Regions from separate parts of the Homo sapiens genome. Here region 2 is linked to region 1. A link is an interaction called in ENCODE POLR2A ChIA-PET data of the cell type or tissue named here. Cell type or tissue: PC-9. All regions are shown on one strand.

Region 1 (2,500 bases):
TGCTGAAGAGAGGATTAGTGAACTGGTATATAAATCAGTAGAAAATAATCAGACAGAAGCATTAAGAGAAAGAAGTGTGGAAACTACAGAAGAGCAGAAGAGATCTATGGAGCAGAGTAAAAAGATTTAACATATGTGTAGTGGAGTCTCAGAAAAGAAGACAAAGAATGGAACAGAGGCAATAGCCAAAGAAATAATGTCCTAGAATTTACCAAAGCTGACAAGTGCTATCAAGTTGCACATTCAAGAAGCACCAATAAGCCCAAACAGAGTAGAGACAAAAACCCCACACCTAGGCACTTCATGGTGAAACTGTTGAAAAGCAATGAAAAAAGAAAATCTGAAAAACATGCAGAGGAAAAAAGACACATTACTTTGTAAAGGGCAGTAATATGACTAATAGCTGACTTCTCAAAAGCAATATCAGAAACAAGAAGACAATAGAATATCTTCAAAGTGCTGAAAAAAAATAGTTGGCGACATGAATTCAATACCCAGCAGAAATATATATATACAGTTTAAAATGAATGAAATGGAAAAAAGATGAATGAACAGCAATGGAAAGAGTAAATATATTAGTAAACCTAAATGAAGCCTGACTGTATAAAACATAGTAATACTGATGTCTCATGATGCTTAGAATATACTATAAAATTACCAAAAACTCTATATGTGCTTACATAAAACATAGGGAGGAAGAAAAGTTGAGAGTCAAGTCACCAAAATGGCAGAGTAGAAGCAATCTGGCCTCCCTCTCCCCCACAGAAAACTAAAACCAATATCAGTGCAAAGGTTATCACCAGCAATATCCTAGAACTCAAATATGAAGCAGAAATGATCCCCAAGGCCTCAGAGAAGTAAAAAGCCTCCAATTGGAGGGTAAGAGAAATGGACTTCTTTATCCTTGATGATCGTGCCCCAAGCTGCCAGTCACCACACAGAAAACTGCCCTTAGAATCATTTTTGCTGTTTTCTTTTTCAGAATTTCTTCAGAATATTTTGTAGAATATGTTGATGAGAGTTATTGTCAATATTATTATAGGACACATAAAAAAAGACCTACTGGGGGAAAATGGCAGATAGAAGGCAGGACTAATTTGCAGCTCCCACTCAGACGAAGAGAACAGCATGTGGAGACTCACATCATGAACTTTTGCTCCACTGGTGACAGTGAGGTGGATGCCAGCTTTCCCATTATCCTGGGTTCCTGCATCAACCTATAGGAAGCGTTGTGAGTGCCTGAAGGGAGAAAAACCCCTGAGGGCAGCTTGAGACTAAGAAGGGAGGATGGCAGTTCAGTGGCTCTCCAGCAGCACCACGCTATGGGAGGCATGCTCCACAGGTCCCTGGGTACGACCCCCTACCAGCCTTCCCACATGGCTAGGGTGTTTCATTTGGGACCTCACCACCCTCCATCCAAGTCTGGCAGCACTACTGTTTGTGAAAGTGAGGCAAACCTGGGCTTAAGAGGCCATCTAGTGTGGAAAAGGAGGCAGTGTCCTAGTGGAAACAGCATTCAACAGGTGGACTGCAAAGAATCTAAGCAAACATACCCTAGAAAGACAAAAACAAGCTGGATGTGAAGACTGGAAAATATAACCTTTCATGCAAAGATATGGACGCACATCCACAAGAAACAACAGCAAACCGGGAACCATGACCTTCTCAGATAGACAAAGCAAAGTGCCAGTTACCAATCCTAATGAGACAGTGATGTGTTTCTGTGAGGTATTTTTTTTTCTTAGTGAGATTAACATTTAAGCTAGTAGACTCGGAGTAAAGTAGATAACCCTCCAAAATATAAGTGAGCCTTATCCAATCATTTGAAGGCCTGTGTATTAGTCCATTCTCATACTGCTCATACAGATATATCCAAGACTGGGTAATTTATAAAAGAAAGAGGTTTAATTGACTCACCGTTTGGCATGGCTGGAGAGGCCTCAGGAAACTTACAATCATGGTGGAAGTGGAAACAAACATGTCCTTCTTCACATGACAGCAGCAAAGAGAAGTGCTGAGCAAAAGGGGGAAAAGCTTCTGATAAAACCATCAGATCTTGTGAGAACTCACTCACTATCATGAGAAAAGCAGCATGGGGATAACTGCCCCCACAATTCAGTTACTTCCCACTGGGTCTCTCCCACAACATGTGGGGATCATGGGAACTACAATTCAAGACGAGACTGGGTGGGGACACAGCCAAACCATATCAGCCTGGAAGAAAAGACTGGGCTCACTTGAAGAGGGGGGAATTCTGCCAGCAGAGGACCTTTAGACTGGAACTGCAGCATCAACAACTCTTCCCTAGATCTCTTAGCTTGCTGGTGTACCTTGTAGTTTCTCTCTCTCTCTCACGCCACAGTCTTTTGTTTCTGCTTCTCTGGAAAACCCTAATATACATATCCATGAGAACAGCTAACATGAAGATGACAATGCCAAGTGGAGGTGAACAAGTGGAGCAAGTGGAATCCTCATACTTGGCTGGAGGAGTGTAAATTGG
Region 2 (2,500 bases), 470 kb before region 1:
TTGAATTGCATTGAATCTATATTTAACTTTGAGTTAAATTGATATCTTTACAGTATTGAGTCTTCTAATCCATGAATATGGTATGTTCCTTGATTTATTTAGATCTCCATTTATTTCACTAATGTTTGTTTTATGCTAATATAAACAATATTCTTTTAAAGTTTGTCAGTTTTTTGCATTTATATGGAAATACGATTGAGTTTTACATACAATTGACCTTCTTATCCAATGACCTTCCAAAATTCACTTATTAATGATAATAGTTTTTCTTTAGGTCCTTTTGTATTTACTGTGAACAAAGTAATTTTTTTTTGCAAATAATGATTTTTTCCCCAAATTTTATATCTTTTTATCCCCTCTTTCCTTTTATTTTTGCACTGGCTAGAAACTGTGGTTCAATATTTAATAGAAGTGGTGAAAACAGGCATTCTTGCTCATTCTCATTCTCAGGCAGAAAGCTTTCAATATTTGCCGTTAAGTATAATACTTTCTGTAGGGCTTTTTTTTTTTCTTAAACACTCTTTATGGGACTAAAGAGGTTCCCTTTTGTTCCTGTCTGCAGAGGGGATTTCAAGTTTTTTAAAATCATAAACGTGTGTTGAATTTTATCAAAAGCTATTTCTGTGTCTACTGAGATGGTCAGATGATTTTCTTTTTATTCTGTTAATGTAAATTATAGTAATTTTAAAATATGAAGCCAACCTTTCATTCTGGGAACAAATGCAACTTTCTCATTCTTCATTATTATTTTTATATTTTACTAAATCCAATTTGCTAGTTTGGTATTTTTGCATCTCTGTTCATAGGACTGATTGGCCCATAATTTTGCTTTATGTCAAGGTCAGTTTTTGATGTCAAGATTACAATGGCCTAATTAAACAAAATAGAAAATATTTTTTCTAGTCTACGCAAATGTTTATATAAGTTTGGTGTGATTTCTTCCATAAATATTTGGAGAAATTCATTTGTAATTTATTTGGAGGAAAGCCATCTATGTCTAGAGATTTCTTTGTTATCTTCAGCTTTAATATCTCTAATAGAAATAGGACTATTTCAGATTTTCTATTTCTTCTTACATCAGCTTTTGTTAATTTTGTTTTTCTAAGGATTTTCCATTTTATCTAAAATTTTTAATTTATTAACATTCAATTGTTAATAGTAAGTTGTAACTATATTTTTAACATGTGCAGGATATGGAATGATGTTTTCTTTTTCATCAAAACTGGTAATTTTTGTCTCCTCTATTACTTTGCTATTACTTTGTTATAAGACTTCCCAGAAAGCTAACATTTATTTTACTTTTATGAGTGCCAACTTTTGGACATATTGATTTTCTATCTTGAATGTCTGTTTTGTATTTTATTAATTTGTGCTACTAGTTTTTTTTCTTTTTTCTGGTTTCCTTAGACATAATTTTCTATTCTTTTTTTTGACATAGATAACTAGCTTACTGATTTACATATTTTTTCTTTTAAATTTATGTATTTAAGGCTATAATTTCTCTCTAAGCAGAGGTTTAACCACATCCTCCATATTTTGATATGTCATATTTTCATTATCATTTAGTTAATGATATTTTCCAGTTTCCACTGAAATTTTTTCTTTGACCCATTTAAAAATATATTGCTTAATTTCCAAGTATTTGAAGAATTCCTACTTATTTTGTTATTGATTTCCAACTTAATTCTTCCATGGTCAGAGAACATATTTTGTATGATTTCAATCCTTTGAAGTTTGTTGAAACTTCGTTTATGGCCAGCATAAACGTTCCATGTACACTTGAAAAAACAGTATACTTTTTTGGACACAGTGTTCTGTACATGTCAATATATCAAATTTGTTAATTGTGTTGTTTAGATCTTACATATTCTTACTGATTTTTTTCTTTCTTGTTATATATTTTATTGAGAAAAGTTTGTTAAAGTCTCTCATTATTATGAGTGTGGATTTGCCTAGACTTTCTTATAATTCTGTCAACTTTTGTTTTTTATATTTTGAAGTTGTGTTTTTTACATACATATAAATTGAGAATTTCTTGGGGGATTAACGCTTTTATTGTTATGAAACTTGAAACTTTTGATCTTAATCAGGCTTTTTGCCTTAAGTCTATTTTGCTACCAGTATACCTATACCAGCTTTCTTTTGGATATTGTTTGCATGGTAAATCTTATATCATCTCTTAATTTTTAATTACTTTATATCCTTATATTTGAGGTGTATCTCTAGTAAACAGCATATAGTTAGATTTTGTTTTTTAATCTAGTTTGATAATTATAGATGTTTAATTGAACTATTTAATCGATTTACATTTAATGCGATTACTGATATATTTGGGTGTGTATCTACCATCATGCTATTTGGCCAAACTACTGCATCATAAATGGAAATGAGTCAGTCCCTCCTTCCGGTCCCACTTTCTTCACTCTCCTCTATCTCGTTCCTTTTCCTGCCTCATTGGCTTCTTCTTACCTTAGTTTGTTTTTTTTTTCTTTTTTGCTGT

What was found. Peaks named below come from ENCODE experiments on the same cell type or tissue, not always from the same donor. Only the 100,000 strongest peaks of a DNase experiment are listed, where the experiment ranks them.
Region 2: POLR2A ChIA-PET joins it to region 1 with 8 read pairs; 1 of 35 experiments calls an interaction of 5 or more read pairs at or near these places.

What each region holds. Positions count from the first base shown.
Region 1 is chr5:173,982,959-173,985,458 of GRCh38, forward strand. No RefSeq gene overlaps it. Among named protein-coding and RNA genes, the nearest start is that of C5orf47, 5.0 kb to the right of the region's middle. In PC-9, CTCF peaks have their summits at 1,458 and 1,657; a DNase peak (open chromatin) is centred at 1,473.
Region 2 is chr5:173,509,492-173,511,991 of GRCh38, forward strand. All of the region lies in intron 14 of LOC105377732 (a long non-coding RNA gene), which reads left to right. Among named protein-coding and RNA genes, the nearest start is that of LINC02995, 69 kb to the right of the region's middle. In PC-9, no CTCF peak of the experiment used is centred here; no DNase peak of the experiment used is centred here; H3K27ac peaks cover 104 bases.